Regions from separate parts of the Homo sapiens genome. Here region 2 is linked to region 1. A link is a loop called in an ENCODE intact Hi-C map of the cell type or tissue named here. Cell type or tissue: PC-3. All regions are shown on one strand. Each heading gives the region's core, and the rest is flanking DNA. Links, peaks and the distances in the headings are about the cores only. Region 1 holds the start of MIR548D2 (microRNA 548d-2). Region 2 overlaps PITPNC1 (phosphatidylinositol transfer protein cytoplasmic 1).

The links. A loop is a pair of places that touch in the nucleus more often than their neighbours do. Peaks named below come from ENCODE experiments on the same cell type or tissue, not always from the same donor. Only the 100,000 strongest peaks of a DNase experiment are listed, where the experiment ranks them.
Region 2: a loop joins it to region 1, with 8 times the contacts of the local background. A loop is called at or near these places in 8 of 110 quality-filtered maps.

The regions. Positions count from the first base shown.
Region 1 is chr17:67,467,305-67,482,709 of GRCh38, forward strand. All of the region lies in intron 1 of PITPNC1 (phosphatidylinositol transfer protein cytoplasmic 1), which reads left to right. MIR548D2 (microRNA 548d-2) reads right to left here and starts at 4,281; the gene lies at 4,185-4,281. It overlaps MIR548AA2 (microRNA 548aa-2), which reads left to right and starts at 4,185; the gene lies at 4,185-4,281. RefSeq lists an enhancer at 10,419-10,608. In PC-3, for the core only: a CTCF peak has its summit at 8,299 (motif pointing left); DNase peaks (open chromatin) are centred at 5,477, 8,307 and 10,637; H3K27ac peaks cover 3,421 bases.
Region 2 is chr17:67,623,096-67,638,500 of GRCh38, forward strand. PITPNC1 (phosphatidylinositol transfer protein cytoplasmic 1) reads left to right here. Exons shown (of 9, transcript NM_012417.4): 6 at 9,048-9,143. Among named protein-coding and RNA genes, the nearest start is that of NOL11, 87 kb to the right of the region's middle. In PC-3, for the core only: CTCF peaks have their summits at 5,777 and 7,033 (motif pointing left); a DNase peak (open chromatin) is centred at 7,016; H3K27ac peaks cover 424 bases.

The DNA.
Region 1 (15,405 bases), core at 3,444-11,443:
CAGCCTCCCAATGTGTTGGGATTACAGGCATGAGCCACTGTGCCCCGCTGGAGACTTTTTTTTTCTGAACTAAAATATCTTTTCAGATACAAGGTTCAGGGAGGGTGGTGTGGACCAGTGAGAGAAGTTTCATTTGCACCTTTTTCATTTTTATTCTGATCCAGAGTGACTGGAGTATTAATGGATGTTGTCATAGGCTTTTGAAGTGGCCTTGCTTGGTGATTGAGTGGCTCTCGCAAAATTCTGAATTTTGGAACCAGGTATTGCTTTCTAGCTATACTAACATGTCCCTTTAGGAGTCTAATGAGATCTGCTTTGCCTCTGCCCCAAACAGATTTGCTTTACAAGTTACTGTCACTCAGGGCAAGCTCCAAGCTCTGTATCTAAAAAGCAAAGCCACCTGCCAGCCACAACCAGGTGCATGTTGCCTTTGGGCCTTGTGTCAAAATATCTTCATCATCTAAGAATAAAACCCCCAAAGAGGTCAGCCTGATCTTGTAGAAAGCCGTCCCTGGGAAAATGATTAAATGTCAGTAAACAAGAGCATTTCAGAAACTGACATGGTCCCTAATGTTTGTGTTTAGAGACTCCTAATGTGTCAGAATTGAGTTGGAGACTTACGATGTAATTGCATGTCTTGTATTTCATGCCAGCCTCTCGGCTTGGTGCTGGGGCAGAGTGGGAAGCAGACCACAGAGCAGAGAGGGCCTCTGCCCTTTTATTGTCCTGTGAGAGAGATGGATATTCACAAATAATCCTGTCCCTAATTAATTGCAGCTGAGATAACCATTATAAAAGAAACTAGAGAGTGTGACAAGGGGTGACTATCTCTTGGTCTTGGTTGTCAGGCAATGCTATGGAAGGGTTATTTAGAGTCGTAGAAGTGTCTAGTACAACCACCAGCTGATGAAGATAGTACAGGAGGAAGCAGGCATGTTTGAGACATGGTGAGTTTCAGGCTCAATTAAGGAGCTGGAGATAGCTACCAGCTGTTAGCAACACTGGGGGCGTGCAGGAGCAGCATCAGGGACAGATTTGGGAGTCCCTTGGGGAAGCCGTGGTGAAGCCACAGGAATGAACAGGTGGCTTTCTTTCCTTTTTTTTTTTTTTTTTTTGAGATGGAGTCTCACTCTGCCGCCCAGGCTGGAGTGCAGTGGCATGATCTCGGCTCACTGCAAGCTCTGCCTCCCAGGTTCTGGCCATTCTCCTGCCTCAGCCTCCCGAGTAGCTGGGACTACTGGTGCCCACCACCACGCCCAGCTAAATTTTTTTGTAGTTTTAGTAGAGACGGGGTTTCACCGTGTTAGCCAGGAGGGTCTCGATCTCCTGACCTCGTGATCCGCCCACCTCAGCCTCCCAAAGTGCTGGGATTACAGGTGTGAACCACCGTGCCTGGCCGCTTTTTTTTTTGAGACGGAGTCTTGTTCTGTTGCCCAGGCTGGAGTGCAGTGGCACTATCTCGGCTCACTGCAACCTCTGCCTCCCAGGTTCAAGCGATTCTCCTGCCTCCACCTCCCAGGTTCAAGCGATTCTCCTGCCTCAGCCTCCCAAGTAGCTGGGATCACAGGCACCCACCACCACGCCTGGCTAATTTTTGTATTTTTAGTAGAGACGAGGTTTCGCCATGTTGGCCAGGCTGGTCTCAAACTCCTGACCTCAGGTGATTCGCCTGCCTCGGCCTCCCAAAGTGTTGCAATTACAGGAGTCAGCCACTGCGCCTGGCCCAGGTGACTTTCTTGAGAGAGTATGGAGAGGGATCTGGGAGAATGTCTGGATGAAACCTTCTTTAAGGGCCTGTCACCTACATGCAATAAAGACCATACTAATTGTAATAAGACCATTGTTTACTTTTTGTTCCCCAACTGGTGCAATTTTCCCAGTCCCTGTAGTAGCCCCAGGATGGCTCAGAAACTGTCTGGGTTCCTGCTGTAGACACTGTGAGAACTTCCTTTCCAAGTGTAGCCAAGCACCCGCCCCACTGCTGCAGCCTGTGCCATCCTCCCCCTTCTCTGCACACATTGCATATCCCTGTGGTCTCCGTTTTGAGCTCAGAGTGTGGGCCTCCAACCCTCAGCACCGTATCACTCCGTAGCTTATTAGAAATGCAGAATCTGCAGCCCCCGCCCAGCTTGCTGAATCAGCCTCTGTGTTTTAACAAGATCCCCGGGATCTGTCTGCCTGTTGACAAGGGAGAAGCCTGGTCTCGGTTACCTCCTCCTCAGCGTCCTGAGCCTGGCTGGATCGCCAGCACACTCAGACCAGCGGCCCCAGGCTCTTGTGACAGCAGCCGTCAGACCCGTGGGAGTTCAGGTGCGGGTCATCAGGGCCCTGCTGGCTACTCCACCTCTCTGGGTCCCTCAGCTCAGAGATTCCACTTGAGTGTAGAGAGAATTGTTCCCCTCTGCTCTGGTGCCCTCTTTGCACTAATGTTTAGGGACCTAGAAAGGGCATCAGGAAATAAGACAGAACAAAAGCCACCAAGAGGAAGAAGGAAATTCAAGTGCCATAGCTATAGAGAGGCTCAGGAGGATAAAAACAAAGCAATAGCAGGGGCTGAGAGATTTTTTAAAAATCAGCTTTACTGTGATATATAATATATATATGTGTGTGTATATGTATATATATAATTTTTTTTTGAGACAGAATCTTGTTTTGTCATCCAGGCTGGAGTGCAGTTGTGCAATCTCAGCTCACTGTAACCTCCGCCTCCTGGGTTCAAGCGATTCTCCTGCCTCAGCCTCCCAAGTAGCCAGGATTATAGGCACACACCACCACACTTGGCTAATTTATGTATTTTTAGTAGAGATGGGGTTTCACCATGTCGGCCAGGCTGTTTTCAAGCTCCTGACCTCGAGTGATCTGCCCACTTTGGCCTCCCAAAATGCTGGGATTACAGGCATGAGCCACCACACCTGGCCATATTGTGATATAGCTAACATAGAATAGAACTCACTTTAAGTGTACAGCTTGATGAGTTTTAACATATATATACACACACTGTAGTCATGTAACCACTGCCCCATCAAGATACAGAACATTTCATCACCCCTAGAACTTCCCTTGTGACTTTTAGCTGTCAATTACTTCTCTCTACCCCCCACATTCCCCACTCCTGTTCCTAACAAGCACTGATCTGCTTTTGCACTAAAGTCTTGCCTTTCTTAAAGTTTCCTATAGATGCAGTCATACAGATGTAGTCTCTTGTGTCTCACTTCTTTTGCTCAACACAATGTTTTTGAAATTCATCCATATTCCCCGTCCGGGAGGGAGGTGGGGGGGGTCAGCCCCCCTGCCCGGCCAGCCGCCCCGTCCGGGAGGTGAGGGGCACCTCTGCCCGGCCGCCCCTACTGGGAAGTGAGGAGCCCCTCTGCCCGGCCACCACCCCGTCTGGGAGGTGTACCCAACAGCTCATTGAGAACAGGCCAGGATGACAATGGCGGCTTTGTGGAATAGAAAGGCGGGAAAGGTGGGGAAAAGATTGAGAAATCGGATGGTTGCCGTGTCTGTGTAGAAAGAAGTAGACATGGGAGACTTTTCATTTTGTTCTGCACTAAGAAAAATTCCTCTGCCTTGGGATCCTGTTGATCTGTGACCTTACCCCCAACCCTGTGCTCTCTGAAACATGTGCTGTGTCCACTCAGGGTTAAATGGATTAAGGGCGGTGCAAGATGTGCTTTGTTAAACAGATGCTTGAAGGCAGCATGCTCGTTAAGAGTCATCACCAATCCCTAATCTCAAGTAATCAGGGACACAAACACTGCGGAAGGCCGCAGGGTCCTCTGCCTAGGAAAACCAGAGACCTTTGTTCACTTGTTTATCTGCTGACCTTCCCTCCACTATTGTCCCATGACCCTGCCAAATCCCCCTCTGTGAGAAACACCCAAGAATTATCAATAAAAAAATAAATTAAAAAAAAAATGTAAAAAAAAAAAATGTAAAAAAAAAAAAAAAAGAAATTCATCCATATTATTGGATGTATCAATAGTTTGTTCCTTTTTATTGCATAGTAGCATTCCCCTGAATGGATATACCACAGTCTGTTTATTCATTTACCAGTTGATGGACATTTGGGTTACTTCCAGTTTTGGATGATTTTGAGTAAAGTTGCAATGAACATTCACATACAAGTCCTTGTGTGGACCTACGTCTTCATTTGAGAGATTTTTTTCCTTTTAAACTTTTTATTTTATTAGGTTGGTGCAAAAGAAACTGTGGTTTTTGCCATTACTTTCAATGGCAAAAACCACAATTACTTTTGCACCAACCTAAATCTTCCCTCTCTCTGGATTTGCAATTATTCTGTAAATCTAAAGTTAACTTTAGCTAAATCAGGTTGACATCATATACCCCCTAAAGTTAACTTTAGATTTACAGAAGAGTTGCAAATCCAGAGAACCCCCCGTAGTCTTCATCCACCTTCCCCCAATGTTAATATCGTACTAATTATGATACATTTATCAAAACTCAAAAATTAACATGGGCACAGTTGTATTAACTAAACTCCCGACTTTCTTCAGATTTCACCAGTTTTTTCCACTAATGTCCTTTTTCTGTTCCAGGATTTAATCAGGATATAATGTTGCACTTAATTATTATATCATAATAGTCACTTTCAATCTATGTCAATTTCTCTGTCTCTCCTTGTTTTTTTATGACTTTGACATTTATGAAGTGGGCTGGTCAAGTATTTTGTAGGATGTCCCTCAATCTGGATTTGTCTGATGTTTTCTGATCATTAGACTGCAGTTGGGGTTTGGGGAAAGAATACCCCAGAGGTGAAATGGCCTTCTCATCACATAATATTAGGGGGCACATGATATCTACCTGATTGCTCACTGGTGAAGTTAACCTTGATCACTTGGTTAAGGCGTTGTCTACCAGAGTTACCCACCGTAAGCTGCTAATTTCCCTTTCCATACTCTGTTCCAGGGGTGTCCAATCTTTTGGCTGCCCTGGGACACATTGGAAGAAGAATTGTCTTGGGCAACACATAAAATACATCATTAACACTATGACAGCTGTTGAGCTAAAAAAAAAAAAAAAAAAAAAAAAAAAAAAAAGGACCGGGTGCGGTGGCTCACACCTGTAATCCCAACACTTTGGGAGGCCGAGGCGGGTGGGTCACGAGGTCAGGAGATCGAGACCATCCTGGCTAACACAGTGAAACCCCATCTCTACTAAAAATAGAAAAAATTAGCCGGGCGTGGTGGTGGGCGCCTGTAGTCCCAGCTACTCAGGAGGCTGAGGCAGGAGAATGGTGTGAATCCAGGAGGAGGAGTTTGCAGTAAGCCGAGATTGCACCACTGCACTCCAGCCTGGGTGACAGAGGGAAACTCTGTCTCAAAAGAAAAAAAAAAAAAAAGGTCTGTGCATAAATATCATAATGTTTTAAGAAAGTTTATGAATTTGTGTTGGGCCACATTCAAAGCTGTCCTGGGCCACGGGTTGGACAAGCTTACCGTCTATTCATTAGAAGTGAGTCACTCAGGGGAGGGAGATTAGGCCCTGCCTCCTACAGGGAGGGGTTTCAAAGAATTTGTGGACATATGCTAAAACCAGCACCATAATTAATGTGGTATTTTTTTTTTTTTGACGGAGTCTTGCTCTGTAGCCCAGGCTGGAGTGCAGTGGCCTGATCTCGGCTCACTGCAAGCTCTGCCTCTCAGGTTCATGCCATTCTCCTGCCTCAGCCTCCTGAGTAGCTGGGACTACAGGTGCGCACCACCATGCCCAACTAATTTTTTTGTATTTTTAGTAGAGAAGGGGTTTCACCATGTTAGCCAGGATGGTCGCGATCTCCTGACCTCGTGATCCACCCGCCTTGGCCTCCCAAAATGCTGGGAATACAGGTGTGAGCCACCGTGCCCGGCCAATTAATGTATTTTTATTATTTTAAAAGTTATTCTTATTTTTAGAGATAGAGTCTCACTATGTTGCCCATGCTGGTCTTGAACTCCTGGGCTCAAGCTGTCTACCCACCTCGGCCTCCTAAGTGCTGGGATTATAGGCGTGAGCCACTTTACCTGGCCTGCTTGTTTTTTTGAGACAGAGTCTCGCTCTGTCGCCCAGGCTGGAGTTCAGTGGCACAATCTCGGCTCACTGCAAGCTCCACCTCCTGGGTTCACGCCATTCTCCTGCCTCAGCCTCCCGAGTAGCTGGGACTACAGGCGCCCGCCACTACATCCGGCTAATTTTTTTGTATTTTTTTAGTAGAGACGGGGTTTCACCGACCTCGTGATCTGCACGCCTCAGCCTCCCAAAGTGCTGGGATTACAGGTGTGAGCCACCGCCCCCGGCCCTGGTGTGCTTTTTAATATTTTTTGGAGATGGGGTCTTGTTATGTTTCCCAGGCTGGCCTTGAACTCCTGAGCTCAAGTGATGCTCATGCCTCAGCCTTCAGAGTAGCAGGCATTACAGGTGCATGCCACCTCACCTGGCTAATAAATGTTTTTGGAGGGATGTGTTGAGCCTATGCAGGTATCCTGTTTCCCCTTAAAGTTTGCCCATGAACTTAACATTCCTCAGTGGACCCTGCCTGCAGCTATTATTACTGTAATGTTCTCCTGGTGATTTTCTATTCTCCCATGCCTTCTGCCTTTATTACATGGAATTCTTCTGTAAGGGAAATTTGTTTCTTCTCCAGGTATTTGTTTATCTATCCTCTCATTTATTTATATCAGTGTGGACTCACAAGTACTTATTTTATTCTCTGGGTGAGAGATGTTTTTAAGATGGGAAAATGGACTACTTTAAGTTAACCTAACTGTGAGCCAGGTAGCAGGAGGTGTGGGGAGGAGGAGCATAGATGCTGGGGGAGGAATGGGCGGTGGATGGAGCGAAGTTCCTAGGAAGGTCAGTGAGAAGGAGATCCGGAGGTGGGGGTCTTGGCAAAAACAAGGGACACCCTGTTCCCACAAATGGGTAAGAGGAAAGTTTGGGAGGGTCGATTTCCATGTCAGGAAGGAGAACTTGAAGGAGTTCCAACTAATTAGCTTTTGTCTTCTCCGTCAAGATGTTTTCTGTGACGACAATGGGAAGTTGACTTTTGGAATTTTAATTGTCTTGGCCAAAATTCCTGGCCTCTAGAGTAACGTTTCTCAACCTCAGCCCTGCCGACATTTGGAGCAGATAATTCATTGTTGTGGGAGCCGTCTTGTGCATTGCAGGCTGTGTCGCAGCATCCCTGGCCTCTACCCTCTAGATGCTTTAGTGCCCTCTCCTGTTTCCCCAGCAGTGACCACCAAAATGTCTCCAGGCAGTGTCAAATGTGCCCTGGGGAGCAAAATCGCCCCATGCTGAGAACCACAGATCTAAAATTAACACACACAATTCTGGCAATCCGTAGGATTCTTCTTCTCTTTATTTTTATTTTTTTGTCTCCCTCTGTTGCCAAGGCTGGAGTGCAGTGGCATGATCCATAGCTCATTGCAGCCTTGACCTCCCGGGCTCAAACAATCCTCCCACCTCAGCCTCCTGAGAAGCTAGGACTGCAGGTGCACACCACCATGCCCGGCGGCTTTTTTTTTTTTCTTGAAGAGGGGGACTCACTGTGTTGCTCAGGCTGGTCTCAAACTCTTGGGCTCAAGCAGTCCTCCTACCTCAGCCTCCCAAAGTGTTGGGATTATAGGCATGAGCCACTGCATCCAGCCCACGGGATTCTTGACCATTACTTTGAAAGACTAAGATGATGGCATTCACCTATTAATTTTCTGCAGAAAGAGCTAAGCTGCTCTAGTGTGAACACTCAACGTTGACGCTATGGATGAGGGAGGGCCCTGCTTTCTTGGGAATAGCGGATGGTCCTTTCAGCACACAGCACAGATGAATGAAGAGGAAATGAAGTTCTGGTTCGCAGAGGGTCTTTGGTTCTGAAAAGCGTTGCCGTGGTTCTAGCCTTCCTCGCGGTGGAGGGTGTTTTGCTTTCTGCGCGGTTTCTGTGTGGGCCGTGGGAAGCAACTTGATTGTTATCACAGTTGGGGACACAGCAGCTCTTCTCATAGGTTAATTTCTGAAAGCCCATTTGTTCTAAATCCAACGTGACGCCTACCGAGCTGGGTACAACATTGGTTTGTTTCATAAAACAGCCCGGGGTGTTTGGGACTCTTACTCCTTTACAACTCTCATTTGACTGTCCAAAGATGCTTGCACTGGGGCCTAATTTTCTGTCACCTTCCCTACGTTTTTAACAAGACACTGCCATTTCAAACATAGCGAACACGACAGATTGAGGAACAAGGCCAAGGCAGAGGCTGCGACGACCTCGTACAGCCGCTGATGCCATCTGTTGGTGGCTGGCAGAACTGATGCCCTTTGCTGCGAGGGAGCTTTGTTTATTGCACAGAAAGTTGAAAGTTGGCAGCAGAGAACCTTGTTACCACCTGGGAGGATAGGATTGGCAGGATTAGGGAGGACTGGAAGGGGAGGGAATGCGTGTTTGCTTTGTAGGTTGTGCATCAGTAAGCACAATCAGGATTCAGTGCCAGGAATCCATAGTTGAAACAATTTTAGGAGGATTTTTCAAGGTTCTGGCTGGGATGCCATGGGGACCTCCAATCCATTTCTCAGTCGACTGTCAGTTAAGGCATTGGGCTGTGGGAAGTTAACAGAGCAACAGAGCGGTCTCTAACGTAAAAAAACCCCAGTGTCTCCCATAGAGCTAGCATGCAGTCCTTATTTGTGGAATTTGATATTGAGGGACAGTATTAACTCCTCACTCTAATCAAAGAAGCTATGATAATATGATGCAAAACAACTATTATATTCTATCCCCTTCCAAAGTGCTTTCAAAGACTAAATTTGTCTTGATACCAATCCATTTATACCAACACATCCCCACATTTCTGATGATGAAACAGATTCCTAGAGACTAAATTTCTTTCTTTTCTTTTTTTTTTTTTTTGAGATGGAGTCTCGCTTTGTCACCCAGGCTGGAGTGCAGTGGCACGATCTTGGGTCACTGCAGCCTCTGTCCCCCCAGGTTCAAGTGATTGCCCTGCCTCAGCCTCCTGAGGAGCTGGGATTACAGGCATGCACCACCATGCCCGGCTAATTTTTGTATTTTTAGTGGAGACGGGGTTTCCCCATGTTGGCCAGGCTGGTCTTGAACTCCTGACCTCAGGTAATTCACCCGCCTTGGCCTCCCAAAGTGCTGGGATTAAGGTGTTACCCACCACGCCCGGCCTAGAGACTAAATTTCTTAGGTCCATATGTCTGCTTGATAGCAAGAGCTGGAATTAGTTCAGCCAGTGGGTTCTTAACTCTGGATGCATATAAGAATCACCTGGGAAACAAAAAAAAATCTTAGTGGTTGGCTTCACTCTCAGATATACAGATTTATTTTTTAATTTTTGTTTATTTTTTTGTAGAGATGGGGTCTCACTATGTTGCCCAGGCTGGTCTTGAATTCCTGGGCTCAAGCAATACTCCCACCTCCACCTCCCAAAGTTCTGGCATTACAGGTGTGAGCCACTGTGCCTGGCCAGATATATGGATTAACGGGGCCGGGCCAGGGCTGGGTCCTGGGCTGTGATTCTAACCTGCTGCCTGGGGTTGAAGCGCTTCTCCTCCAGGTGTGGTCCATGAACCAGTCGCATCAGCATCACCTGCGAGCTTGTTAGAAATGCAGAGTCTCAGGCCCCACCCCAGACCCTCTGAATCAGAACCTGCATTGCAACAAGGTTCTCAGATGATTCCTGTGCATGGCGAAGTTTGGAAACTCTGAGTGTTGCTTTTGAGATCAGACATACAGTGCTATCCATTGGTGTCTGTGGAGGATGTCTTATTTGTTTATTTATGAGACAGGTCTCTGTCACCAGGGCTGGAGTGCAATGGCATGATCGCAGCACACTGCAGCCTCTACCTTCTGGGCTCAAGGGACCCTCCTGCCTCAGCCCCCCAAGTACCTGAGACTACAGGTGTGTGCCAACACACCCAGCTCTTTTTTTTTTTTTTTTTTTTTTGAGATGGAGTTTCACTCTTATTGCCCAGGCTGGAGTGCAATGGCACAGTCTTCACTCACTGCAACCTCTGCCTCCCGGGTTCAAGCGATTCTCCTGCCTCAGCCTCCCAAGTAGCTGGGATTACAGGCATATGCCACTACACCAGCTGATTTTGTATTTTTAGTAGAGATGGGGTTTCACTATGTTGGTTAAACTGGTCTCGAACTCCTGACCTCAGCTGATCCACCCATCTTGGCCTCCCAAAATGCTGGGATTACAGACGTGAGCCACCGTGTCCAGCCTGCCCAGCTCATTTTTATTTATTTATTTATTTTTTGGTAGAGACAGGGTCTTGCTATGTTGCCCAGGCTGGTCTTGAACTCCTGGCCTTAAGTGATCCTCCACCTCAGCCCCCCAAAGTACTTGGATTACAGATTACAGGCATAAGCCACCGCATCAGGTCTGTTTAATTTTTACCATTCAGACAGCACTCAAGGCCTAGTGTGAGTGGCCTCCATCGAGGGCCCTGGGCTTCCCTCTACCCTGAGGGTTCCATGTGCCTCCCAGGTTGAAGCCATGAGAGAGTCCAGAACTACCCCCACCCCAAAAAAAGTCTTGCTCATGGCCAGCTGAGTGTTCCACAGCCCTTGATTTCTGGGTGTGTCATAATGTAGTCACCAAGTCAGGCCTGTGGGCTGCCTCTGGGTCCTTCCTGTTGAGAGTGATGGCATGTCACTGCTGGCTTCCCCGAGGATGAGAGGTTCAACTTGTTTGGTTCGGCCCCTAAGATTCTCTTACATTACCTCTAGCTCAGACACTCTGCTTGTATTGGAAAACTGGGAGGCAGTGCCTTTTCCTCTTTCTTCCTTTCTGAAATAGAAGGTACTCAGTAGATGTTGGATTTGGAATATTGGAATGAAATGAAGGCTGTGTGGGCCTCTGGGCAGCCTTTGGTGTTAGAAACAGGCTTCATCCCTGCTGGACTTGAGTTTCAGTTGAGGAGCTCCTATCTGGGCAGCACTCTTCACCAGCAAAGGCTGTCCGTGGTCTTTTGAAAAGAGATCTTTTTTAGTTCATTTCTTAAAATCCAGTGCTATATGAGAGCCAGTCTGATCTTTTCTAAATCTGTACTTTCATTTTGGGTAGCGCCTAAAAGAGACACAGCAGTCCCTGTTCAACCTCTTTTCGGGAAACCAAGAGCCTTGGCTGCTTATTCATCCCTTCTCTGCCGTTTTCAACAACAAACCCCCTTTGATGAAAGACCATTCTGAGACAGGCTAGAGCTGGTTCCCCTTTTATTTCTCCTCTTTTCCAAGCTCCCCTCTGCCACCTCCTGTATCTCTTCCAACCTTCCTCCCCCAAAGAAAAACAACAACAAACCAAACTTTGAAAAAACAAGGGAGGCTTGTCCCCATTGGTGAAATCCCTTGAAAGGATGTCACTGAGAAAGGGTCTCTGTGGCCCTCTTTTTCCGCAAGCGTTGGGAGGTCTCTGAGGATCTGACCTGGGGAGACTGGAGCGCTAATTATACGCACAGAAGCCATTCATTAGTTGCCACTAGCAAGAAGACTTGGCCAATGCTCACTCCTCTGAATTCAGAGGTTTTGAAAGAACCCCAAACTGAGCCTGCGACTTTCTTCAATCTTTTTTTTTTTTTAATATATATATATTTCTTTCTTCTCCAGCCTCTCTGTTCTCCTCTGTTGCCCACAGCAACCTCAGCAGTTGGTACCAGCACAGAGTGGAGAGGGCAGGCCAGGTTACCTCGGTGTCAAGCAATCATTACTGAGCAATTCACCAGAGCCTCACAAAGAAACAGATTTCTCTGAAAATCTCCCGATCCAAACCACCCCCAATATTTAACCAGCAACTCCCCAACCCTACCTTTCCTGAGAGGTCCGTGTTTTCTAGTACCTGAGCAGACAGTTATGAGCCACTGCCTCCCTGCCTTTTTGAGGCCTTTCTTTACCAACAATGCTTTGTTAACTCTTTAACACACTTTCCTGATGTTCACACTTTCTGCCTACCACACACACGTCCAGTAGAGACAGACAAGGGGGAGAATTAAATGATTAGCCAGCAGCTGCCCATGAGGAACAGGCAGTCAGGCCATAGGTTTTTCCCTTTTCCGCTTTACCATGAGACAGTGCTTTGTCAAAAGGAAGTGCCAAAGTTGTCATGGAAATAAATCATTAGCTAGATTGAGCTATCTTTAATTTGGGCGGGAGTCTGCCATTAATATGTCTAAATCTCAGTTTACAAATGAGCACTTGATGACTTGATTCCTGACACTTATTCTTGTGATTCTTTTGAATCTCAATTAGTAAGACTTTCTTTCTCATAGAATGCCATACGGCTTCTTGGAACAAAGGACAAACGGGTAGAATGCTTGAAACAGACCAAATCAAAGATTATGATTTTTTTTTCTGAAGGGAAGAAAAAAATAAAATTGGAAAAATAAAAATAAGGCTTATCATGATATCCTGCCGTCTGATTTCTAAAAGTACAGTTCCTTTAGGTTCTAAGGACTGGCATGTTCTTTGTGATATTTGTCAATGACATGTGAAATGTGCTCTGAGTAAAGGCATTTTCTTCTGCAATGTTCATTTCTATTTCAATGGTCTGCCTCAGTACTTTTCTTTAATTAATACTGTTTATGCTCACTGATGAATAATTCAGAGTTGTACAAGCAACAGATGTCAGCGGATTCAAAATGACTTTCCCTGAATTATTTATTATTTCCAAAAAAGTAACAGGTTTGTTGAACAAGTAATTGGCAACACAGATGTAGATCAAGGTTTGTCAGCAGGCAACAAGTTTCACTACTGTTTCCCCTTTTGTGCATGTTGATAACCAGGATGGCATTGTCTAGGAGCGGGGGTCTGCCTGATACCACTGCTTAGGGAGTCATTGACCCATCCTGTTGCTGACTTGGAGAGCTGGAACCTTAGTTGGTTTCCAGGTTGTCTAACGATGAAACATGAATGGAAATTCATCCAAAAATGTAATTAATGAATGTAGGCTTGTAAATATCTCGCAGACAGAATGACTTAATACAGGTGCCCAGAAAGAGGGAACATCTTTGTTTGCAGGGATATGTTAAGAATAGAGACCTAGAAGAAAAATAATTTGACAGATATGTAAAGGTTTATGTATAAGAATGTTCTCTGCAGTGCTGTTTATGACAGAATTTTTGCAAGGAGACAACTCAACGTCCAACAATGAAAGACTGGTTAGATAAATTCTGGTAGATCCAAGCAGTGAAATATTATATCACCACTGTAATGATATATATGTATTTTTGATCTGGAAAAATGTCAACATATTAAATAAAAGATGATATTAAGTGAGAGAGTCTATAAACCGATATGGCTTATTTCTGTAGGAAAATACATGTATGTATTTTTTTTTGTAGGCATAGGGAAAAGTCTAGAAGGAACTACCCCAAAATATTAATAGTGGTTATTTAGGGGTAGTAGGATCCAGCATGACTTTTCTTCTGTCTCACATATTTTGCCATCATTTTCACTGTAAGTATGCTTATGTTATGAATCTCAGTTAATACGACTTTCTTTCTCATAGAATGCCATACCTCTTCTTGGAACAAAGCACACATGGGTAGAAGGCTAAGCTGCTGTAACAAGAGATCCAACAACATTGTGACTTAAAGAAATAAATCTCAGGCTGGGTACTGTGGCTCATGCCTGTAATCCCAGCAATTTGGGAGGCTGAGGTGGGCGGAGCACCTGACATCAGGAGTTCGAGACCAGCCTGGCCAGCATGGCAAAACCCCATCTCTACAAAAAATACAAAAATTAGCTGGGCGCAGTGGTGCACGCCTGTAACCCCAGCTACTTAGGAGGCTGAGGCAGGAGAATCCCTTGAACCCAGGAGGCGGAGGTTGCAGTGCGCTGAGATCGTGCCACTGCACCTCCAGCCTAGGCGACAGAGCGAGACCTGGCCTGCCTTGTTATCTTCTAAAGAGCCAAGTCTGGGTGCTGTCGTGAGAAGGAAACATGGGTATGGAAGAGGCACAACTTGCCGTCTCAAGGCCCTGGTCCAAAAGTGGCCCATATCACTCCTGCTCCCAGCCCTTAGCAGGGACATAGGCACATGGCCATACTCCACTGCCAGCTGCAAAGCAGGCTGGGAACAAAATCCTTACAGGCATTTATGTGACCAGCAATAGCTCTGTGCTATGGAGAAAAGAGAAAAGGAATTTTGCTGGGACAGCTTTCGGTCTCTGCTAAATTTATTGATTGATTTTCAAATTTTTTTTAGATATGAGGTCTTGCTTTGTTGCCCAGGTAGGTCTTGAACTCCTGGGCTCAAGCGATTCCCCCACCTTGGCCTCCCAAAGTGGGATTACAGGCATGAGCTACCATGCCCAGCTGCTACTAAATTTATTACCCGTAAAATAAAAATAAAAATAAATTTAAAAAGGAAGTTGAGTTTTGATTCGATGTCTTCAGAGGGCATTTCCTTTTGGAATTAATCATACAGAAGATGTATACTCTGAAGCAATTTGAAGATTTAAAAAAAAAAAAAGGAAAGGTATAAAATGTGGACACTGCCTTCCAGGGATTTACAGTCTGATTGAGAAACCGGACCAATAACAATTCGAAGTAGTATATGCAAAAGGCCAGAGAGTGTTCAGATAAGTGCAGAGGAGCAAATTGGCTAGGGTCATGGAATAAGGCTTAGATAAATTGAAAGGCTTGCAATTCTGCTTTGTTGAGCTACCAGGATTACTTGTACTTTTGGAAGAAATAAAACTATTTGTGTTTTGTGACATTTTAGGGTAGCGTGACCTCCCCTTACAACACAGAGGAACTGAATCATATTTTCCTACTGACTGACTAACAGTAATTTAAGACTCTAATTGGTCTTCCGTTAGCTGTCATTTATTGTAATTCTTTGTGAAATGCACATGATCTTTAACATAAAATATCTTGGAAGAGCTACAACTTAAAGGAAACTTGACTTGATAATGTAAAAATTATCTTTTAAATAATTTTTTAAATATATGGTTTTAAAGCTTTTTAATATGGTTATCTTGAGTAGGGTATTTCTAGGCTTATTTGGAAGGCAAACCAAAAAGCATAGAGAGTTTTTTTTCCTCCCTTGGATAGAAATTTTTCTGTCTTTAATAGATTAATGGTAATCATATAACACATTACCTCCTTCACAATAAGATCAAATTTTGCAAATCTTTTGCCTTGAATCAGATTCTTCAACTCTGGAGTTTAGGTTAGTAGAACCCAAAAATATGTTGTTTTATGCACAAAGCCTCGCAAAGTCAAGTGGTAGATTTTGACCTCTTCTTTAACCTACCCTGAATGTAGTCCCTTAAAACATGATGGAATCCACATTTGGTATTTCCCTGCTATTTCATGAGATGCAACAAAATGTTTCAAGGGAGACAGTAGGAACCATTTGGTGCTTTGGTGATCTTTTCAGGAAAATC
Region 2 (15,405 bases), core at 3,996-11,995, 160 kb after region 1:
AGCTCCCAAAAGCCAAAAAAAAAAAAAAAAAAAAAAAGTTATAGTAGAGAGGATCAGTGGTTTGGCTAGGCTTCTCTGTCTCTTTAATCGTATCTGAAGCATAAAACAAGATGACTGGTAGACTTTTCTCAAAATCCCTCCTAATCAGCCACCTCTACCTTGTATCCTCAGTAGCTTGTACAGATGGCAGGAAGATAAAAATCTACACAGCTACTAGGCTTGCACCTTCCCCACCACCTGCCCAGCCCTTCAATTTTTAGAGGATAATAGATTTTCTTTTCTTTTCTTTTCTTTTTTCTTCTGAGATGGAGTCTTGCTGTGTTGCCCTGGCTGTAGTACAATGGCGTGATCTTGGCTCACTGCAATCTCCACCTCCCGGGTTCAAACGATTCTCCTGCCTCACTGAGCCTTCCCGAGCAGCTGGGACTACAGGCATACGCCACCATGCCCAGCTAATTTCTGTATTTTTGTAGAGACGGGGTTTCATCATGTTGACCAGGCTGGTCTGGAACTCCTGACCTCAGGTGATCCACCTGCCTTGGCCTCCCAAAGTGCTGGGATTACAGGCATGAGCCACCTTGCCCACCTTAGATTTTATTTTCTAGAGCAGTTTAGGTTTACAGAAAAATTGTGCAGAAAGTACAGACATTTTTCATCTAAGCCTGGATCTTAAACCATCAAAGTTTCTGTTGTAGAGAAAAGAGCTGCAGAATTCATGATTCCCAAAATTGTGGATTTATGAAGAGCCACCCTACATCGTGATCTTGGTGGATTTTATCTAGAGAAATCACCAAATCTAGAAACAAATCTAGAAATGAAGCAAGAGCAATTGCAAAATTTAGAAAAACACTTCTGTTCAAAGAGAAATCTAGGCTGATAAGACACATTCCATGCTTATCAGTGTACCTGTCCCTACTCAATTATCACCACACAGCACGTAATAGTTCATGAAATGGATTTACCTTAATTTATTTGGCAATTCTCCCATAGTAGGATATTTAAACTGTTTTCTTCCTTTTTCAATCTTATTTTTCTTGACATTATAATAATGTTGCAATAAAAATATTTGTGCGTAAGTCTTTTCCTTTAAGATTATTTTCTTTTTCTTTCTTTCTTTTCTTTTTTTTTTTTTTTTCCTCAGGGTTTCACTCTGTCACCCAGGCTGGAATGCAGTGGCACACTCACGGCTCATTGCAGCCTCCACTGCCTAGGCTCAAGCAGTCCTCCCACCTCAGCCTCCTGAGTAGCTGAGACCACAGATCCATGCCACCACACCCAGCTCATTTTTAAATTATTTGTGGAGACAAGGTATCACTATGTTGTCCAGGCTAGTCTCAAACTCCTGGGCTTAAGCCATCCTCACAAAGTGCTGGGATTACGGGTGTGAGCCACTGTGCCTTGCCAAGATTCTTTTCTTTCTTTCTGTTTTGTTTTTTTGTTTGTTTTGTTTTGTTTTGTTTTTTATTTATACCGAGTCTTGCTCTGTCATGCAATCTTGGCTCAGTGCAACCTCTGCCTTCTGGATTTAAGTGATTCTCCTGCCTCAGCTCTTGAGTAGCTGGACTACAGGCACCCGCCAATATGCCCAGCTGATTTTTGTATTTTTTAATAGAGACTGGGTTTTGCCATGTTGCCTAGGCTGGTCTCAAACTCCTGACCTCAACTGATCCACCTGTCTTGGCCTTCCAAAAGTGCTGGGATTACAGGTGTGAGCCACCATGCCTGGCCACCAAGATTCTTTTCTTAAGATAAATTCTCAAAATGTAAGCTTACTAGGTCAAAGTATATCAAGATTTGTAAGACACTTGATACTTATTATTCTTAATACTTTACAAAAAAGAGAAAATTACTCCCTTTTAATTTTGGAATCTATAACATGGTAATTATTCAGATTTGCCTTCCCCATGTAGCATTTCTAGGTTCATATTTAAAGGAATTTTTCCTACTGAGCAGTTATTCACTCTCTAGTGTGTGTATGGCGGGGGTGGCCACGGGAGTCAACCAGATTGACACCAAAATCCACTGCAGATGATTTGTGGGTAGAAAGTAGAAGGGAAAGAGGATAAACACTTTTCCTTCTCCCTGTCTCTGATAAATAGCCAAAGACAGGAACATTATTACAGGTGATATAGGAAAAGTGCCTCCGTGACCTCCCACACCCAGGTCCCATCTCAGGAGACAAATTCAGCCCAAGGAGCAAACGAGACCATGAAGTTCACAGCACTCCAGTGTCAGGTGCCCCCCTGTAAAGCTTTGGCTTGATGCAACAACAAAAGGCATTCGCATCCTAACGTGACCTCAGCAGATCTCTTCCTCCACCTCCAAGAGCCGGGAGTTGTACCAGAGCTCTGGCAGCTGCACCTGCCACCACCGGGGAGCCCAAATGAATCATTGCTGTGGCTGAGTGTTTTCCTTTGGGGCCCGGTGAAGCCACTGCTTGTTTTTAATGGTGTTGGCTTAATTCTGGCTCCTGCCCTGAACTGAGTGTGACGATAAGAACATTTCACCTTGTCCCTGCTCTCCAATTACACCACATCAGGACCGCTGCCACTTCCCACTGCTCCGTGGCAGCCCCTCTATGTACCACCCAAGTTGGCTGACTGTGGGATGATAGGACAGAGAAGGAACAAGCCAAGGAGCAAGACAGAGGAGACTAACAGGACGCAGAGGCCACTCTTAACACCACAGGCTTTTTAACTGAAAGGAATGTTAATGGTCACCTGGGTCACTTGATCTCAGTCTCCTTAGGGCCACAGATCTCTGATGATCAGATGAAAGTGGTCGAACTCTCTTTCCAGAAAAATACGCCTTCTCAAATTTCAGGATGTCTCCCAGAATCCCTGAAACCCATTCATCTAGACTAAGTTGTGGTTTGTTTGTTGTTTTTTTTTTTGGTTTTGGTTTTTTTTGAGACAGGATCTCACTCTGTTGCCCAGGATGAAGTGTAGTGGCGTGATCTTGGCTCACTGCAACCTCTGCCTCTCGGCTCAAGAGATTCTCATGCCTCAGCCTCCTGAGTAGCTGGGACAACAGGTGCACATCACCACGCCCAACTAATTTTTGTAATTTTTATAGAGACAGGGTCTTGCTATGTTGCCCAGGCTGGTCTCAAACTCCTGGGCTTAAGCCATCCTTGCACTTTGACCTCCCAAAGTGCTGGGATTACAGGGATGAGCCGCTGTTCCCAGTTAGACTAAGATTTTAATTTACAAACAAGGACATGGAGGCCCAAAGAACATGCAGGAATTAGCCCAAGGTTACACAGAAAATTTACTGAATTTACTTATTTATTTGAGACAAAGTCTTGCCCTGTCGCACAGGCTGGAGTGCAGTGGTGTATCTCAGCTCACTGCAGCCTCCACCTCCTGGGTTCAAGCAATTCTCCTGCCTCAGCCTCCCTAGTAGCTGGGATTACAGGCACATGCCACCACACCCAGCTAATTTTTGTATTTTTAGTAGAGATGGGGTTTCACCATGTTGGCCAGGCTGGTCTTAAACTTCTGACCTCAGGTGATCTGCCCACCTGGCCTCTCAAAGTACTGGGATTACAGGTGTGAGCCACCATGCCCGGCCAGATAACTGAATTTAAACTCAGCTCTCCTGATTGCCAATGTAGGACCCATCAGCCCATAGTAGGAGGCTGTCACCCTGCACTGAGCCCTGTGGCAGCAATTGTGGGAAATTAGGGTGCTTACAACCAAGGAAACAGGATCTCAGACTCATGAAAAAAAAAAAAAAAACCTAAGATCAATGAGTAAGCAATATTCCTGCCATAGAGTCCTCTTTGGAAAGTAGATGCTAATGCCTTCTGTTAGTTCTCCAGGCACTTATTGAGCACCTATGAACATCTCTTAAGCTCTAATCACTGGGAGATTCATTATTTATTAGAAATTAAAACTCGCCTGTAATCCCAGCACTTTGGGAGGCCAAGATGGGTGGACCATCTGAGTTCTAGACCACCCTGGCCAATATGGTGGTAAAACCCCATCTCTACTAAAAATACAAAAATTAGCCGGGCGTGGTGACAGGCGCCTGTAATCCCAGCTACTCAGGGGGCTGAGGCAGGAGAATCGCTTGAACCCAGGTGGCAGAGGTTGCAGTGAGCCGAGATCGTGCCATCGCACTCCAGCCCGGGGGACAAGAGTGAGACTTCATCTCAAAAAGAAAAGAAATTAAAACTCATCATCTCAAGCCTGAAGAGGATGTTGGGTTCCTCAATGTGATTTTTTGTGATTTGTTCAGATGGTGGGTACCCCACCCTGAAATATTTACTACAAAGTTCAAGTAAAGGAGCTTCCTCGTGCTTGCTATTCCATGGACTTTGGCATGAGAATTAGGCACGCTGTTAATGAAGGAGACCAGTGGTTGGACTAAAGGATGCCTTGGTGGCTTCTACTGCAGCCTTAGCTATTCAACAGAGGAACAGAAGACTCCCATGTTGCTGGGAGGTTCTCAGTGACAGTTTCTCAGGACACACACTTTTTAAGTAGCAGGAGACTCAGATTCTGAATTTTTCTTTCTAGAAAGATGCAGGTAGCAGTTTTGATTGATGTTTATCTTAGCGGTTGGATGCTAAGAGGCGGTTTTGTTTTTGTTTGTTTGTTTTAATCATGGAAGGACCTGGTGAAGCCTACAGACTTGCCCTCCAGTCTGAGCTTCTCTGCTGACTGGCCATGTGACTTTGAGCAAGCCTCTTTACTTCTTTCAGCCTTGGTTTTCTCATCTGAAAAGCAGGAATAATATTAATATGGGCATAATGTTCTTAAAGCAACATTAATAGTTCCCTTCCCTAGTTTTACAGCCTATTCTTTTCTTTTTCTTCTTCTTCTTTTTTGTTTTTTTTTTTTTTGAGATGGCGTCTCACTGTGTCGCCCAGGCTGGAGTGCAGTGGCACAATCTCGGCTCACTGCAATCTCTGCCTCCCGAGTTCAAGCGATTCTCATGCCTCAGTCTCCTGAGTACCAGGGTTCACAGGCATGTGCCACCACACCCGGCTGGGGTTTCACCATGTGGACCAAGCTGGTCTCGAACTCCTGACCTCAAGCCATCCACCCGCCTTGGCCTCCCTAAGTGCTGGGATTACAGGTGTAAGCCACTGCGGCCAGCTGACAGCCTATTCTTTTCTTTCTTTTGCAGCACATACTCCATTCTGCCTTGTATTTTTGGTGATAGCTCCCCAGTCTGTCTCTCCTACTAGATGGTAACCTCTCAAGGGCTATCTTTGTAGTCCCTCAAGCCCAGGGCAGCACTTTGTATGCAATGGGTGTATCAGTCAGGGCCCAATCAGGAGATAGAAACCATGCAGTAATTTGAATAGGAGAAATGTAATAGAAGGAATTATTGATCTCTGATGGGAGCAACTATAAGGATGTAAAGGGAACTCCAAAGGATACCCTAAGGCTGAGAGAGAATACCCAGGAAGGACAAACTTGGCAGGGGCCTCTCTGCATGGCTGGGGTTCAGACTTCATTGGAGAAGCAGGATGGTGGGGAAGTTCACGAGGTTGACCTGAGCCAGGGCTGGTTCACAGTGGTTGAGCAGCAGAGCGCCCTCTGGGGTGCAGGCCAGAGGAGGTTGGTGGACAGGGGTGTGTGTGGAGAGAGAGTCGGGGCACGCTGCCAGTGCAAGGCCTGCAGCACGCAGTGCCTGCAGCAGGAGGGCCACCGTGAAGTGGTTACTGGGCCCAGGCTAGGGCTGCAAGGTCACTGAGCAACTATGCACTCCAGGCTTGCAGCTGGGGCAGAGCATGACCGAAAGTCCCCACAGGCACACTCTGCAGCCCAACAACATCCAAATCTGAAGAAATCCCCTTCCTCTTGCAGTGGCCCTTTAGGGCCCCCTACTGATGAGGCTCACTGTAAAGGAGAAATGCTTACAGGGTCCAGTCCATGATCTCAGAGCAGAGGCATAAGGGCGACTTTGGAGCTAAGGCAATACTATGAAAACTGCAATGGGTGCAATGAGGGATCAATAAAATGTTTGAATTAAATCGGAGAAAGCTACATAACCTGTCATGCCCCCCCTTCATCCGTGCTTAGTTCCCTTTCTTTGAGTCCTGTAGATTTTGCCACCAATAAATGTCAAACCTTTTTAACTACTTTTGTAATTTACTCTCTGGAAGCTCATTTCCCTCTGGGGTATTCTGTGTGTGTGTGTGTGTGTGTGTGTGTGGTTTTTGTTGTTGTTGTTGTTTTTGAGACAGAGTCTCACTCTGTCGACCAGGCTGGAGTGCAGTGGCACGATCTCGGCTCACTGCAATGTCCACCTCCCAGGTTCAAGTGATTCTCCTGCCTCAGGCTCCCAAGTAGCTGGGATTACAGGCACATGCCAACATGCCCAGTAGGGACGGGGTTTCTCCATCTCATCATGTTGGCCAGGCTGGTCTTGAACTCCCAGCCTCAAGTAATCCACCTCCCCCAACCCGCCCGACATCAGCCTCCCGAAGTGCTGGGCTTACAGGTGTGAGCCACTGTGCCTGGCCTCTGTGTGTCTTCTTAATGAGGCATGTGTCTCTCTTCTCTTAGCTCATACTTAAAAGAGATTTGCAGAAAGAAAGAAGGAGCGGGGGGGACTGGCTCTCGCAAACAGTGTGAGACCCAGTATTTTATTTCACAACTTATTTCTCCACTTGAACTTGAACTTGTTTCTCCACTGTCTGTTTCATTTCGAGGCAGTTCACTTGTCCCTCCCAAATGCTTTAGGAGTGTCCTGAAGCACTTGACTTCAAGTAGCAGTGGAAAGAATCAGAGCCAATCCAAGAACCAATCTTTCTCTGACTTGGAGAAGTCAGTGGCCACCTCGGGTCAGACTAGGGAGTTAATCTCCTTGGACAAATCTGAAGAGTCCAGTCTCCAAATATTTAGAAAAGAATAGGCAAGAAGAGAAGAACCACCAGCCGACTTGGAGGATAATTACAACACAAATATTATTCAGAAAGCATTTAGAAAGGACTAATCGTTTCAAGTAACTTGAGAATCCAACCGAGATGAGTTGAGCCTATAAAGAGCCCTTCAGATGCCCTCTTGTGGGAGACTGTGTTAATAGGCACCAAGTTTGGGTTAGGACAGTGTTCTTGGGTATCAACCACCCTGTTCTTCCAAAATATTGCATTCTCTCCCGAAGAGTCAGATGTAATTAGTGTTAACTGTTGATTCCCTCCAGGAATGAGCTAAACAGTGGGATGTGGCTACAGTTAAGACTTCCTCTAAGAATGAAGTGGTTGTCCAAACTTAAATCTGTTGGCCGGGCATGGTGGCTCACGCCTGTAATCCCAGCACTTTGGGAGGCCAAGGCGGATGGATCACTTGAGGTCAGGAGTTCAAGACCAGCCTGGCCACCATGGTGAAACCCCCATCTCTACTAAAAATACAAAAATTGGCCGGGCTTGGTGGTGGGCACCTGTAGTCCCAGCTACTCAGGAGGCTGGGGCAGAAGAATGGCTTGAACCCAGGAGGCGGAGATTGCAGTGAGCTCAGATCCCACCACTTCATTCCAGCCTTGAGACTCCGTCTCAAAAAAAGAAAGCTGTTTATCATCCTGCAGAAGGATGATTATCCCTTTAGACCAGAAAAATGACAGTGAGAAGAACTAGAAGAACTTAATTTTTCCACTGAAATTTAGACTTTTTTTTTTTTTTGAGACAGTCTCACTCTGTCACTCAGGCTGGAGTGCAGTGGCGCAATCTCGGCTCACTGCAACCTCTGCCTCCTGGGTTCAAGTGATTCTTCTGCCTCAGCCTCCCAAGTAGCTGGGATTACAGGTGTGCAGCATCACGCCCGGCTAATTTTTGTATTTTTGGTAGAGACAGGGTTTCACCATATTGGCCAAGCTGGTCTCAAACTCCTGACCTCAAGTGATCTGCCCACCTCGGCCTCCCAAAGCGCTGCGATTACAGGCATGAACCACTGAGCCCAGGCCGACATTTATATCTATATATTGCGGCTGTGTTGTTGTTGTTGTTATTATTATTATTATTATTATTATTATTATTATTATTATTATTTTGCAAGTGATGTGCATTCTGGGCCAGTGAAACCTAGAGCAGATTGGCAGGAAACCATCTCAGTGTCTTACCAAGCTTTACCTTGTTACCTTTATGTGTACAAAGGAAATTGTGCCCTTAAATGATCAAGAAAAACAGGTGTGTTTCCCCTGGATAATGAGATTGTGGTTTATTTTCTTATTTTTGCTTATCTATATTTTCTGCAATGAGCATGTTTTATTTGTGAAACTAAATATATATAAAAATATATGGCCGGGCGCGGTGGCTCACGCCTGTAATCCCAGCACTTTGGGAGGCTGAGGCGGGCGGATCACGAGGTCAGGAGATCGAGACCATCCTGGCTAACACGGTGAAACCCCGTCTCTACTAAAAATACAAAAAATTAGCCGGGCGTGGTGGTGGGCGCCTGTAATCCCAGCTACTCGGGAGGCTGAGGCAGGAGAATGGCATGAACCCAAGAGGCGGAGCTTGCAGTGAGCCGGGATAGCGCCACTGCAGTCCAGCTTGGGCGAAAGAGTGAGACTCCGTCTCAAAAACCAAAAAAAAAAAAAAAAAAAAAAATATATATATATATAAAATATATATTTTTAACATATATATAATTTTAATTTTAAAAAACACACACTTTTCTAACTCTTGGCCTATATCCCTGCTTTTTGACTCAAATTTAGCCAGACCCTTTCCAACCTCTTTACTCCTCCTGTTCAGGTGAACTGCCAAAAATCAGCAGACTTCAGTTTGGGAAGAGATTTTTTTTTTTTGGAAGAGATTAATTTCCTCACTCTTGAACTCCTAAAAACAGCCCAGTTTTTCTTCTACCTCTCACCAAGCAGTGATTGATGCTACACCTGCCTCTGATGTGACAAAACCAAAGCCATGAATCAAAGCCTTCTATGATTCTTGCGCATTCTGAGGCTGGTGAAAGCACTAGCCGGGGGCCCTGAGACGTGTGAAGATGCTCTGTGTGGGGGTTATTCTGCCTCGGGCACTTTGGAGGGTAACACCTGCTATCACTAACCTTTGATATGTTGCTCTGCTTTTTCAGATTTTCGACAATGAAGCCAAAGACGTGGAGAGAGAAGTTTGCTTTATTGATATTGCCTGCGATGAAATTCCAGAGCGCTACTACAAAGAATCTGAGGTAAGCAACAGTTGGGATGAGATGTGGAAGATTCATTCATTCATTCATTCCACAACTATTTCTTAAGTGCCTCCTAACTTGGGAGGATGCCATCTCTCGTCGTGTGGATTCAATTTGCTTTCGTATCTTGCTGGTTCTTTTTGCAAGTCTCAAAATTAAGTCTCTAACTCTTCAGGGACCATCATTGGCCCTGGCTGTTACTCAATCTCCACTTAGTTTTCCTGTCTCCCAACTCTGCCATCATTTTTGGCAACGTCAGTATCCATAGGGCTGGACCATCCAACACACTGGCCTTGCTGAAAAACAACAGTCTCCCCAATTACATGCGCTCTTTTTTTTTTTTTTTTCTTTTTTTTTTTTGAGATGGAGTCTCGCCCAGGCTGGAGTGTGGTGGTGTGATCTCACTGTGGCATCTGCCTCCCAGGTTCAAGCCATTCTCCTGCCTCAGCCTCCTGAGTATGTGGGATTACAGGCGCCCACCACCATACCTGGCTAATTTTTGTATTTTTAGTAGAGATGGGGTTTCACCCTGTTGGCCAGGCTGGTCTCCAACTTCTGATCTCAAATGATCAGCCCACCTTGGCCTCCCAAAGCACTGGGATTACAGGCATGAGCCACCTGTGTTTTATTTGTATCTGAATCAATCCTTGAAAACTTTGATAGCTCATTCCAGCACAGCTCCTTTCTCTCAAAACAGCAAGCACCTTAATGAGGACATCTCCTTTGTTCTTGGCTGAGAATAAATTTCAGAGAACTTCTTTCTGTCTGGTTTTCAACCTACCAGGATCCATCCTTTGCCTTAGTTCTACCTTCTTGTTATACGGTTTGTGCAAGTCACCATTTATATCCCATTAGTATTTTATTAATGGCTGCTGACGGAACTTGGGTGACCCACTTGTAAATAACATCCCAGCCCTGCAATGACAGCAGATGCAGGGCTATTTTTGTTGGTTAGCGACATGCCACCAATCCCAATATGTTTGGAATCAGGGCCCCAGACTCGTCCTTGAGCCGTAACACGTGGACCTTGAAACTCTTCTCCCAGAGTCATCAAGGCTGATGGGAGACACAATAAATAAACTTATTCAAAATGAATTCTGTCGTTACGCAAATAAACCAGGCTCCCGACGTGGTTCAGATTTCTTTTGCCTCCACATTTTGGGGTTCATTTCGGTATAAAAGTCTTACCTGATCTTAGCAAATGCTCGGCTGCTTAATTGCAGGCGCTTATGTTCAGCTGCTGTCCCTGAAAGGGCTGGGGAGAGGCTGATGTGGATCACTCTGTGTTGCTCATCTCCACCCAAAGGGTGAGCGTTTTAACATCATCAGCTTTCATTATGCTCTGTGGCCAACCACACCTATGCATTTTAAGATAAAGAAAGTTAAACGCTCCCTACGTAACTGTGGACCCGCCGAAGAGGGAAATAAACAGGGCCACTGACCTTCCCCTTGTCTCACTCCACAGAAATCCTATAGTTTCATGTCAAGTCCGCCAGTGCTTAATGGGGCTCTGATGATGCGCAGAGCATTGTGCAAAGCACTCCTGTGACGCCTCGGGCCCCCCCGGGCTGCTGTCCTACCTGGACCTCCCGGCCTCTTTGGGAGCTCTGGGCCTTCCAGGAAAGCAGGGTTGCCAGAAAACTCTGAACTAATTTCAGCTTTTCCTCCCAGTGTGCTTTGGCGTGGCTCTGCCTGGACTTCAGGGAGTTCCCTCCTGATTCAGTAGGAAGTCTTGATACAAATATAGAATATTAATGAAGAAATCAAGTCTCATTTCTAGTCAACGTGCCTGACTCATTTCCCTGTGCTCTGTGCCCCCAAAGAACCTCCACTAGAAAGCTTCCTTTCATTCACACAGACATTCGAGGAGCTTTTCCTTCATGCTTCACAGGGTCACTCATGGGCACGTCCGTACCTCCTTCCCTGGGTCCTAGAGTATTCTTCCCTGGATGCAGCTTGGCCAAGGAGATGAGTGGTAAAGAGTCCAGTAATTATTCATCCAATAAATATTTATGGAGTCCTCACTGAGTGTCACATACAATGTTAAGATGGGGATGTCTGGGCATGGTGCCTCACGCCTGTAATCCCAGCACTTTGGGAGGCCAAGGCAGGCGGCTCACTTGAGTTCAGGAGTTCGAGACCAGCCTGATCAACATGGCAAAAACTCTACTAAAAATACAAAAATTAGCCGGCAGGGTGGTCAGCTACTCGGGAGGCTGACGCATGAGAATCGCTTGAACCTGGGAAGTGGAGGCTGCAATGAGCTGAGATCACAACAGAGTGAGAAACTGTCTCAAAAAAAAACAGCAATGAGCCAAAGAGATGCTTAGGGTCCCTCCCTTCAGGACACTTCCAATCTAACAAATACCACGCAGAGAGTATTTGGCGAACAGTAGAGAAATAGTCACACAGATACATATGGAGTTCAGAGTCACACGTGCAGGAAGGCAGGTACGGGGAGAGACTGTGATAAGGAAACTGAATTTAAGAGGATAGGATCAGGAGACATGCTATGGAAAAAATGACATTTCAGGCCGGGCGCAGTGCCTCACGCCTGTAATCCCAGCATTTTGGGAGGCCGAGGCAGGCAGATCACCTGAGGTCAGGAGTTTGAGACCAGCCTGGCCAACAGAATGAAACCCCAACTCTACTAAAAATATAAAAATTGCCCGGGCATGGTGGCATGCGCCTTTAGTCCCGGCTACTCAGAAGACTGAGGCAGGAGAATCACTTGAAGTCCCAGCGACTCAGGAGGCTGAGGTTGAACCCAGGAGGCGGTGGTTACAGTGAGCCGAGATGGCACCACTGCAATCCAGCCTGGGCAACAGAGACTCGGTCTCAAAAAAAATAATAATAAATAATAAATGAAGCTGAGGTGTCATAGGATCTAAATTATGCTTTTAAAATATTGTTCTGGATGGAGAATGGACTGGAGAAGAACAGAGTCAGGAGACCACCAAGGTCACTATTGTGATTTATATTGTCGGTTACTTAGGTTCTGTCGTGGCTTGCGCTAGAGGGCTGGTGGCAGAGATGGACAGGAGCAGATGGTTTGGAGGTATATTTTGAAGATGAGTTGACAGGGATTGCTCATGGATTGGATGTGGGGATGAGGTTGAAGGAGGAATTGGGATGGCCTTAAGGATTCTGGCTTGGGCAACTGATAGATGGGGGTGCTGCTTACTGAAATGGGAAGGTGAGAAGAGAGGTATACGTTGGAGAAAGATGAGTGGATTTTGTGATGTCAGTGAGGCATCTAACACAGACAGAAATGAGTCTGGAGCTTAGGTGAGAGATCTGGGAGACCAATTTGAGAGTATTTGGCGAATAGGAGATTTAAAAATCCTGGGGATGGATGAGAGGAAGAAAGCATGAAATATAAATGGGAAAGGGGTTCAAGTCTGAGCCTTCAAGGATGGCAGCATATGGAGATCAGGTTGAATCTAAAAGAATCAGGAGTCTAAAAGAATTGGCCAGAAAGTTAGGAGGAAAACACAGAAATGCACCAAGGAATGCAAGTTTCAAGAGGAGGAGAGTGACCAGAGGTGCTGAATGCTGCCAAGAGATCGAGTAGGAAGAGAATGGAAAACTGTCCGCTGGAGCAGTTCTCAACTGGGGGTGATTATTGCCTCACGAGGATGCTTGGCAATGCCTATAGACATTCTTGGTTGTCAAAACATAGGAGGTGCTACTGGTATCTAGAGTGTAGAGGCCAGGGATACTGCTAAAATCCTCTACAGCACAGAAAGCCCCTCACAACAAAGAATTATCTGGCTCCAGCTGGGCGCGGTGGCTCACGCCTATAATCCCAGCACTTTGGGAGGCCGAGGCAGGTGAATCACAAGGTCAGGAGTTCAAGACCAGCCTGGCCAACATGGTGAAACCTCGTTTCTTCTAAAAATTCAAAAAATTAGCCGGCCATGGTGGTAGGTGCCTGTAATTCCATCTACTCGTGAGGCTGAGGCAGGAGAATCACTTGAACCCAGGAGGCCGAGATTGCGCTACTGCACTCCAGCCCAGGCGACAGTGCGAGACTCCGTTTCAAAAAAAAAAAAAAAAAAAAAAGCATTATCTGGCTCCAAATGTCCATAGTGCCAAGGCTGGGAAGCCTTGTTCTACAGGAAGAGGTGATTGAAGATGGATGGAACTCTGGATTCAGCTTTGACGCTCAGGGCCACCCCTGGCCCGCCCTGGAGTCTTACGGTTACTAAATGGATGCGGGAGAAGGGGCCCCATAGGGCTGAGCCCTGCACATTCATCATCCATTGTGTGACCTCCCAGGGGATCTGCTGGCATCTGGAACAGGTGGAATTCCTCCTCCGTGGACCTGGCAGCCGGACCACAAAGGGCTATAGGTACCACTGGGAGCCTGCAATAAAATCTTAGAAAAAGCATTCCCCCAGGGGCGACTCCCTCGTAACCCCAGCCCCATCACCTTCAACAGGCCAGAATACAGACTGCAGTCTGAACCCACCCAAAGGAAGAGGGGTGAGTTTCCTGGGCTGTTTTGGTGGTTGTGTCTACTGTAAACACACCAGGGACTGGGAATAAGAGGAACAACCGATTCAGAAGGCAAACCATTTCCAAACAAATGTCTAACTGGCACACTGTAGATAATTAACACCCTCCACCCCACCACAGGAGTTTCCTTCTAAAATGAAATCTGACCTTGTTCTTTGCTTGAAACCCCTCACTGGCCCTCCTTTAGAGTTCAGCTCACACAGGACTCCCCCTTTCTGAGTTTTCCTGGGCATGCCCCCACCACTGCTGGTCTGGAGGCAGCAAAGTTCTGGTCCGTGGCTTCTAGATCATGCTAGGTTATGCTAGCTCATCACTATGGCATGAGCTCTGCGAAGACAAGAGCTGGCTCTTTCCCAGCCGCTGCCACAGCACCAGTGCTTAGCAGGCGCTCACTCAATGGTTGCTGAATGAATGAGTGAAGGCAAGGGACTTTGCTTTTTTTCTTCCAGCAGTGACAATTTCAGAGCAACCGCTATCAAAGAAAATGAATTCGTTGCCATTAAGCAAGCAGTTGTGAATCAGAGTTCCTTTTTTTTTTTAATCGGAGGCATCCAGCTCCATGGGCCTTTTCTTCCCATCCATCTTTGTAAGTTGACGATGTCAGCGTCCTAAATAGAAACGCTCTTTATGTGAGGAAGCCGGATGCTGATGGGCCGAATCTGTTCCTGGATTTTTTTGATGCTGATGAACCCAGACCAGGGTTATCTGGGTTGCTCCTCTCCACTCAGCTACTGTTGCACACACACACGGCCATCCAGGCCAAAGGAGGGGATGAAAGCACTTTCCTTTCTTTTTCCATTTCTCCCTGGAAACCTTTGAGCCACACAATCAAGACTGCCTCTCTCATGAAGGTGACCAGAGCTTGGAGTTTTCCACTGGGTGCCCTCTGCCCGATGGCCCTCGTGCCATCGCCACTAACCGGGGACTCAGAAGCATGCTTTGGGGATTCAGGACCAGCTGATAGCCCAGCTCTGTGCTTTCCTTATTCTCATTTTTGCTGTGTTGCTGTTTCCTGTTAGGGCCTGAACTTCAGCTCTCAAAAACCTCTTAGCTTCAAGTTTGTTCTCATAGTCATTAATGGACTCTGCAGGGCAGTGCCGTATTGTGGGGTGGGGGTGGGGGAGGAATTAGTGTGATTTTTTTCAGGCAGAGAGAGCCCCTCCATTAGTCACACAGACCACTGAGACCCTGCCCGCCCATAAGAGTCATAAAGCTGTTTGCACCATGTCACATGTAAAATGACCATCATCAACACCAAAGCAGGAAAAGGGGTGAAGCCAAAAGCTGAGCAGGTTGGACTGGTTATGTGGCTGATACATAGTGTCTTGCCGCTGCCAAGATTTTCATCCCAGCTCCTTGATGCTCTGCCAAGATTTCAAGGTGAAGATCCCAGCGGAGGAATGAGGAACTCTGCACGATAAGTTGGAGCATGCCTGCAGAGGCCACAGGCAGTGCGGCCATACCCGCAAGGCTGAGTTGGCAGTTTTGGGGTGCAAGAACAAACCTCAACTTCTAGCCTGCAGGACTAGCCCAGGCTGGAGAATCTGAAAGCCATGCTGGGAGAGATCTAACCCAGAGGCCTTTGATATTGGCTTCTAGTCAAGTTCAAGTCCAGTACTTTCTCCTCCATTCACTGCAGTAGTTCCTGAGGTCTGGCTTCCATCATGAGATGGGGAGTGACCAAAGAAAATGGCATCTATACTGGCCTCCTGGGGGCTGCCACCTGCAGCAATCTCCCCTA